Linked DNA regions of Homo sapiens: regions 2 and 3 are each linked to region 1. The links are chromatin contacts, found by Hi-C or POLR2A ChIA-PET in ENCODE. All regions are on one chromosome and are shown on one strand. The core of a region is the stretch at or near the end of the contact, and the rest is flanking DNA. Distances in the headings are between cores, read along the strand shown. Region 1 holds the start of LINC01971 (long intergenic non-protein coding RNA 1971). Region 2 overlaps NPLOC4 (NPL4 homolog, ubiquitin recognition factor). Region 3 holds the start of FAAP100 (FA core complex associated protein 100).

Evidence for each region. Hi-C counts contacts between places; a loop is a spot of excess contacts on that map. ChIA-PET counts read pairs that join two places held with the same protein, here RNA polymerase II (POLR2A). Pooled maps may share reads with other maps.
Region 2: a loop to region 1 is called in a map of B cell, with 2.8 times the contacts of the local background. The contact joins the enhancer-like site here to the promoter of LINC01971 in region 1. A Hi-C loop is called at or near these places in 4 of 168 maps with a recorded cell type or tissue (B cell, PC-9, dorsolateral prefrontal cortex and 1 more), 4 of 37 single-sample maps with no recorded cell type and 18 of 50 pooled maps. POLR2A ChIA-PET finds 5 or more read pairs at or near these places in 4 of 52 experiments (activated B cell, activated T-cell, activated naive CD8-positive, alpha-beta T cell and 1 more).
Region 3: a loop to region 1 is called in a map of ascending aorta, with 3 times the contacts of the local background. The contact joins the promoter of FAAP100 here to the promoter of LINC01971 in region 1. A Hi-C loop is called at or near these places in 11 of 168 maps with a recorded cell type or tissue (B cell, CD4-positive, alpha-beta T cell, CD4-positive, alpha-beta memory T cell and 5 more), 15 of 37 single-sample maps with no recorded cell type and 21 of 50 pooled maps. POLR2A ChIA-PET finds 5 or more read pairs at or near these places in 11 of 52 experiments (AG04450, CD8-positive, alpha-beta memory T cell, Caco-2 and 8 more).

The regions. Positions count from the first base shown.
Region 1 is chr17:81,480,142-81,482,801 of GRCh38, forward strand. It overlaps LINC01971 (long intergenic non-protein coding RNA 1971), which reads right to left and starts at 1,325. Exons shown (of 2, transcript NR_184097.1): 1 at 1,041-1,325; 2 at 384-784.
Region 2 is chr17:81,599,033-81,601,692 of GRCh38, forward strand. NPLOC4 (NPL4 homolog, ubiquitin recognition factor) reads right to left here. Exons shown (of 17, transcript NM_017921.4): 9 at 1,309-1,395. Among named protein-coding and RNA genes, the nearest start is that of NPLOC4, 37 kb to the right of the region's middle. RefSeq lists an enhancer at 2,394-2,553. Within about 2 kb of position 1,297, at least 4 of the 41 ENCODE cell types and tissues checked have a DNase peak (open chromatin) inside an H3K27ac peak, as active enhancers do; they include dorsolateral prefrontal cortex, where a contact is called at or near this core.
Region 3 is chr17:81,551,055-81,553,714 of GRCh38, forward strand. It overlaps FAAP100 (FA core complex associated protein 100), which reads right to left and starts at 1,299. Exons shown (of 9, transcript NM_025161.6): 1 at 1,112-1,299; 2 at 874-998; 3 at 1-149. The coding sequence starts at 1,276. It overlaps LOC124904085 (a long non-coding RNA gene), which reads left to right and starts at 1,305. Exons shown (of 2, transcript XR_007065947.1): 1 at 1,305-1,452; 2 at 1,988-2,660. RefSeq lists silencers at 866-965, 1,026-1,265, 1,406-1,565, 2,146-2,225, 2,236-2,305 and enhancers at 1,706-1,825, 2,355-2,660.

The DNA of each region.
Region 1 (2,660 bases), core at 75-2,574:
AGATTCATCCTCCTTCCAGATACAGGCCCCATGAAGGGGCAACAGCAAACAGGATCAGTCCCTGCCCTGGGGAATTACAGTCCCAGCAGTGGCTTGTGACAGCTGCCAAGATGGGCAAGCATTGGAGCATCCAGGAGGACCCCCAGGAAGAGGGCCTGAACAACACCGTGCACGTGCGCTGACACGGGGCATTCCTCGTCCTCAGTCCTGCCTCGTTTTGTGACTCATCACTTTCAGGATGGGAAACCCTCCAAGGAAGGTCCCCTTGGCTCTGGGGTGGCTCCTAGTGGATCTGCAAGAGGCGGGGCCCAGCCTGGTCGTGCCCCATCTTAGGCTGCCTCTGCATGGGCTACACATCCACAAAACAAAGCAAAACAGCAACATTTTCTACGATGCTTTTATTCACACTTCAAAACAGGTGCTGGACATCTTCCCATTGCCCCATGCCAGCCCCTGCTCTGTGCCCCGGGAAGCTGACTGTAGGTACAGGATCCATGGGGCCTCGTTGCTCCCTGGCCTCCACCTAGTTCAGCCAATGCGTAGCCGGTAGACAAGCCAAGCGGTCAGGAGGGGTGAGGTCAGTGTACAGCAGCAGCTCCTCCCTGCCGGGTCGCTGTGTCCCTCTCCAAGGTCAGGGCTCCTGGAGACGGCCTCTCCTGTGGCTCCAGCTGCCCTCCAGGTCTCAGGGGGTAACAGCTCCCCTTTGTTGCTGGCCCTGGGTACTGCACAGCTCTCCTTTAATTCACGTATTTTCCATTTATTCAATTCTCCTCAAATACCCTGTCTGAGGGTGCCATAAAAATGTAAGACTGTGTCAATTGCCCATATCAAAAAACATGCTTGTACGTTCCACTTGAAGTAGTTTGGAGGGGAGACTAATGGAAACTAGGGGGAGGCTAGCCCCCAAGCCTCCGCTGAGGCCACCGCTGTCTGTGTCCCGAGGGCCCTGGAGTAGGAGGTGTCAATGACGGACTCAATGAATGAATGAATTGATCCCACCACCACCAGCGGCAGGCCCGCCTCTTCCTTCCACAGCCCACCTTGGCCTCCCCGCCTCGCCAGGTGGCAAGGCCTTCGCTCCTGGTCCCTGAGCGCCGCTCGCTTCCCTCCCGCGTGGGCAGGGGGCAGCCGCGACGCCGGCCCAGCGCCTCCGAGCCGGGAACCGCACAGCACCCGGCGATGGCCCCGAGCCCCGCGCGCCCGAAGCCACGGCGCCGCTCGCTGGGGGCCTCGGGACGGCAGGGACGGCTGGGGGTGGCGCGGACCGCGTCCCCGAGGCGCGTAGCGCGCGATCGAACCACGCGCCCCGCCCGCTGCGGTCCTCTAACAGCCCCTCGCGCCGCCCCACGTGGGGCCGCACGGGCTGGCGGCCCCCTCACCCGATTGGCCGCCGCACAGCCAATCAGAGAGCGGAGGCGATAGCGGCCGCGCCGATTGGCTGCGGCGGGCCGGCCCGGGGGAGGGGGCGGGACCCCTTTTGTTCTCTCCGCACCTCCGGGTTCGCGCGACTGTGAGCGCCCCCGCCCCGGAGCAGGGGTCCGCGCTGGGGGTCCGGAGGGCGGGGGCGCGGCCCGACGCCCCACCCCCAGCTTGTTCACTGCCGCCAGGGCCCAGCGCCTGAAGCGCGGGTCCTTCGCTGGGACGAGCGCTTTCATCTCCGTCCCTCAGTTTCCCTCCCCTTGTCTTCTCCCTGTGTCCTGGGAGTTATGGGGAAGCTCAGCCCTTGGCAAATGAGCTTGGGACCTTCCTAAAACCTAAGCCAATGATAGGCCCGATCTTGCCTGAGAGGGGCACGTGAGAGACCCCCAAGCTGGAGAGGCAGATGTCCTGGTAACTCTAACCTGAGACCGTTTTCAGGGTGAGCCTTCTCCTAATCACGGCTGGGGCGTCTTCGTCCAAGGTGGGGCTGGATGGGGGTGGGCAGAGGCCCCCACAGTCACAGCCTGGCCAGCTGTGCAAATGCTCCCCTAAACCGTCCCCCGCTTCAGTCACTCAGCCAACCAATCAATCGCAGGGGCCTCCCTCTGGGGTGGAAAGTGGTGGCCCCAGGGACCAGGGACCTTCACAGGGAGAGAGGGCTGTGGTCCGGGCAGGGGCGTCAGGGGTTCAGCCTGGGTCTCCTGACCTCCAGGCCCACGTCTTCCCTTAGACAACACCTGAGAGCATCTCCCAGCGTGGCTGTGGCCACACACATCCCTGGGAGTAGGACGGGCCACCGCGCTGAAGCTGTGGATGCAGGGCTCCCAATCTGTAGGCGAGGGGCCTCTCCCCTGCAGGGGACAGGATCAGGACCCTGGGAGCCCTCAGTCCCCCTCCCAGCACTGATTACCTGGAAAACCCCCCGAGCCCAGGTTGATGAAGAAGGTGGGACCCTGACAGTGAGTGGCCTGAGCCTGGGATGGTAGCTTGACCTCATCTCCAAGGTCATCCTCCCAGACCTGGGAGTCTAAAAACATTAAATCCTTCAGAAGGACATATTTGCATCAGATCACTGTTCAGAACGCCACTGGTGCCATTCACGGAGCAGTCCCTGGGCTGAAGTGGCTGCTCTGGTCTGGTGAGCGGGGGCACCCACGCGAGCTCCCAGGCCCAGAGGCCTCCCCCAGATCCTGGTGTTAGTGGCCCATGGAAGGACTCCCAGCCCCAGAGGCTTGGCAGGT
Region 2 (2,660 bases), core at 47-2,546, 120 kb after region 1:
AATCCCAGAACTTTGGGAGACCAAGGCGGGTGGATCACCTGAGGTCGAGAGTTCAAGACCAGCCTGGCCAACATGGTGAAACATCGTCTCTATTAAAAATACAAAAATTAACTGGGCGTTGTGGCGGGTGCCTGTAATCCCAGCTACTTGGGAGGCTGAGGCAGGAGAATCACTTGAACCCGGGAGGCAGAGGTTGCAGTGAGCCAAGATCGTGCCACTGCACTCCAGCCTGGGTGAAAGAGCAAGACTCCTCAAAAAAAAAAAATAAAATAAAATAAAAAGAGAAACTTGTGTCTTGCAGAAAATTATTTAAGTAATTTCAAGATTATGAACTGTAAGATTATAACAAATTAGGTCAAAAAATTGGACCAATCTCTTTTAAACAAGAGAACTTCCAGAATTTGAACCCAAATATGCCCCTAAATCAAGATGCTGACTCCTTGTTAGAAACAGGATGTTTCTTTCCTAAAGACAGTAAAACTGTGTGGACTGCTCACTGACACTACTAGGTTTTAAGTCACATTTGCAGTCTCACCCGCTTCATCTGTAGAGAAGATTAAATAATCTAGAGATTATTTTTCATGGTCTGAGTTGATTAGGAAATAAAGGATAAAACATACTTATTAACATTAAACTCGTAAGATATGTTCAAATTCATGGCTCTACATTAATTTATTAAAATTGTTCCTGGGAACTGTATCAATGTCAGATAAACCAGATCAATAGAATAAAAAAGGAAATCCTTTTCTCATCTTCTAACTGTTCCATGAAACTAGGAAGAATTGTAGGCTCAGAGAGCTAAATTATAAACAGGAAATTAAATGATGATTGATGACGGAGCAGCAGAAGCTCCAAGTGCATGGCACAGAACATGAACACTGTCAATGGAATGTCAGCCTTGACTGTCCTCGGCTTCCAAGCTACATGAAGGGAGAGCTCAGGCAGAAGGGACACACATGCACAGAGGAGCCAGCAGGGGTGCGGCTGGGGTCTGTTTCCCACTTGAAGCAGTCCTCATGAAGTGTGGCTGGAAGGCTGAAATATAACAGCCAGATCTGCACTGGGATTTTTTTTTTTTTATGCTCAAGAAAATGTTCTCATTTTAGTTTAAGTCAGAGGAACATAAAGGTTATTGGTGCCCAACAAACATATGTGAAGTTTCAAAACATATAGTGCCTGCACCTGACCTTGTGCAGCCGGAGAGAGCCAGTACCCGACACAGCCCGGCCACTCTCCCAACTCCCCCTGGCCTGGATGCCCAACAGAGCCTGGCCACGCCCCCTGCTTGGCTGCCGGATGCCTCAGTACCTTCCGCAGGCCAAGTTTGGCAGCAATTTCATCGACCACTTCAGCTTTTGGATCCTCAAGAAGCTCCAAGCTGTTCTGTGTACCAATCTGCAGGGAATCAAAGGGAGAAGATGGACTTAGAGCAGAGGGCTCAGGAAGCAGCACCCCAAGCCCTTCCACTTCCAGCTCTAGGTCACAAGGAGTGCTGGGGGCCTCCTTGTCAGAAAGGAGAACTATAGCCACAGATAAAACACATGCGACACGCCTCCCGGCTTCTCTCCTTCTCGGGTTGTGCTGCACCTTTTACCAGGGCTGCAAAACATGTGGCATGCAGGGCCCAGCTGATGTGTGCTGCACAGCTCTGCATCAGGAGCACTCAGGACTAAGGCAAGGCAAGGTCTACACACTCTGCCTGTTTTAAAAGTTCCTTCATCAGGGAATTAAGTTACTTTCAAACTTCCTTGGATAAGTAGCTTCACTCCAAACAGGTTTGGCTAAATTAGGCAAGACTCAAACTGTAAGGTAACATCCATTCCCACAAAACAGCCTTGGAAAATCTGTGTGCCACTCCTGCAGAGACAATGCTTGGCTTCACAGCTAAGATACTCAGTTACAGGGACACTATGAACTCCACAGAGAGCGATGAGCTCACCAACCCTAAGGAAGGGAAAAGGTGTTCAAAAATCAACCACCTCCTTTCATCTGGCACAGGGCAGTCGATGAGTTGTAGCTTCGACTGGCTCCCATGCAACTGAAACCAACCACAGCACATCACTTCCCAGAGTGGACCAAGCTTACCGAAATCATTAATGTTCACTTAAATGTAGCTTGCGGGTCATTCAAAGGTATCATTCTATGCAGAAACCCCAGCCATAAGAATAGGAAAGGTAAAGGTAATCTCAAATTGAGTTACAGTAACTGGGCATATCCTTGTAAATTAGTGAAAATCTGGCAAACCACAAAGAAGTTTACGTTTGCTGGGTATTACCCATATGGAGGTCATTAATACCTCCAGAACGTAGGTTAAATCACAAACTCAGAGAAAAAGCTAAGGAAAAGGAGTTGTTTAATGACATGTGGCAGCATAAGCTGCATAAGCAAATTTTTGTGTGTGTATTTTTAGTAGAAACGGGGTTTTGCCATGTCAGCCAGGCTAGTCTTGAACTCCTGGCCTCAAGTGATCTGCCTTGCCCCTACAAAGTGCTGGGATTATAGATGTGAGCCACCACGGCTGGCCTCAATTATACTTTTAATAGAACCGTTGAGCTCTCCATGAAAGAGACCCTTTAAAAAAACTGAATCTGAATACTGTGTGCTTCGAAAAGCAGCATCCTGAGTACAGCACAGTGACCTAAGGGTTGAGACTTCACTGG
Region 3 (2,660 bases), core at 49-2,548, 71 kb after region 1:
GGCCCTGCACCAGGGTGACCAGCACACTGTCCAGCAAGGTGAACGCGCACAGCGCAGCATCGGGAAGGATGCAGGCATCGGGGTCCACAGGGATCACGGGGGAAGGCTGGTCACCGTCCTCGCTGTCCCTGTCATCCTGGCTCGTAGACCTTTGAGAACAGGGACGCACTGGTCAGGCCTGGGCAGGGTGGGATTCCCACGTTCTCTTCACAATAACCTGGCATGGAGTAGTCTGGCTCAGGGGTTCCCGCAGTGACCCCCAAGGCCGCTCAGCAGTCCATCTGCCACATGGCCTCCCACCTTCCCCACGAAGGATACTCTTGACAAGAAGTACCAGGCATCCAAAACCAGCGTGAACCGACACCTGTCAGCATAGAACCGTCAGGCTGAGGCCCAGGCTGCAAAGTGCACAGGCTGCCCCCTCTACAGCCTGGGCCGCGGTCAGCAGCTGCTGGCTCTGCACTGAAGACAGGCCTGGCTGCCCGGAGCTCGCTTCCTTCCAACCCAGATGGTGTCCACTGATCACTGACTCGGGGTCACGGTGCCTTTGCTGTCTCCTCCCTCCAATAAAGACCCAACCTCGGGGGCGTGTCTCACCAGACAGCACCGGGCCACCAGGGCCCAAAGGACAGGATCCCGCGCCCCGCCGTGGGCTTAACCATGTGAACCCCACTTACTAAGGACTGTGAGCAAGACACTTGCAGAAAGAGTGCTGGGGGCAGGGGCTCCAGATAATCGGGCAGGGATGGCGGCCGAGGCTTCAGAGCTGGCGGCAGCCCGGGTCCCCAAGCGCGATGAGGTGGGGCTGCTCGCTCTGAAGCAGTCCGGGGGCAGCAGGAGTGTGCGGGAGGGAGGCCGCGGGCCCGCCCTCACCTGCTCCTGCCCGGGTGGTCCAGCGACAGGCAGTAGAGGCCCCTCCGGGCGCACAGCGCGTACAGCAACCTGCGCGGCGCCAGCAGCTCCAGGTGCCACACCTGGTCGGGGAACCGGAACGCCGCCTGCGGACCGGGGCGCGGGTCAGGCCGACGCGACGCGCGGGCCCGCGGTCTTCATTTTCACGCGAACCGCCGCCCCCGCCCGGTCCCTCCCGCCCCCGCGGGCCGGCGCTCACGGTCAGCAGCCCGCCCTCCTGGTCGTACACGTAGACGAGCTCGCTCCCGGTGGACAGGAAGACCTCTGCCTCATGGCACAGCACGCGGGGCTTGCCCGCCGCCAGGCCCCCGAGAGGGCAGCAGAAGCCCGCCAGGTAGCGGACCCGCGGCGCGGCGCCGGCCATCGTGCGCGCGGGCCCGTCAGAGTGAGAAGCCCCGGCCGCGCGGCGGCGGCTCCGCCTCGGAGCGCTTTACGGCAGCCCGCTGTGCGGCGCGACCTCCGCCGTAAAGCGGTCGGCGGTGCCGGGGGCGGGCCGGAAAGGACGCGCTGCAGGGACTCCGGGAGCTGGGGCGGTCGCTGGTACCCACGGGGAGCAGGGGAGCCTTCCTAGGGGCCGCGGCACCGTGCCGCAGGTCGAGGTTGACCCGGCCGGGCTGGTGGGAGCCCTCGGCGGCTTCATGGCCCCGGCTGCTGCACGGGTTCCCCAGGGTGGGGAAGCGGGTCCTGGCCGAGCAGAGGTTGCTCTTGGGCGGGGCGTCTCCCCGGAGCAAGCGCTCAGCTACTCGGGCTTTTGCGTAAACGCCTCGATTCTCTGGGCTCTCGGAGAGCAGCTGGGTCCTGCCGGAGCGCACTCCAGCCGGGGTCGGGGTGGGGCAGCGCCGGCTCTTGTCGTCCTAGGGATGGGTCTCTGCCCTGTGCTCTGCGAGCCGCCCCGGCCGCCCCCGCGTTCAGGGCCCAGCGGAGTGAGCCAGCTTAGGTGGAAGTGCGTCCCTCCCTCCGTGGCTGAACACGTGGGGACAGGGAGTACACCAATGGGGTTTCTGGGTTGGGGGCAGAGGACAAGAAAATGACTGTGAGCCAGGGCAAGATACCTCCACCCTCTCCCTCCTGGCAGCTCTCCACTTCCTCCAGGAGAGAAGTACTGACCAGAGAACGCCCGTGGAGGGGCCTGCAGTACGGACACCTGCTCCATGCCCGGAAGAGAGCGGAAACCAGGCACACCATTCACAAGTAAATGACCAAGGAACCCCGCCCCCGGCCCGCCTCCCTCCGTTTAAGAAGCCAATCTGAAGAGCGCTAAGGCCAGACACCCTCGAGGGAGAATCTAGGGGCAGGGCTGCAAAACTGGGCTTGGAAGTTAGGCAGACATCGTGGAGTCCGGGTGCACCTGCTGGAGCACAAAGCACCACTTGCAGACATCCTGACCGCCCCCCTTTGAGGTTGGGGTGGGGACTGACCCCAAGGCAACGGGGATGTCTGATTCTGAATGTTGGGTTAGACAGACTCAAGTGCGGCACCTGGAGTCAGTTCCTTGCTCCTCTCTTCTCGCCAGGGCTGCTCTGAAGGTGTTTGGGCTGGAAATGCTGTCTTTGATGCTGGGGAGTGGGGAGAGGAGGGCCAGGTGCATCTCATTTGGCCTTCAGAGTCAGGAAGTCAGATGCCGCATCGTTGTGAATTTCCCCACAGGGATCCTCCGCTGGTCTTCTGACCGAATTTCCCCACAGGAATCCGCAGGTCTTCTGACTGCTAGTTTTAACCCTCTGAAGCCTTGTGAGTCACTCGCTCAC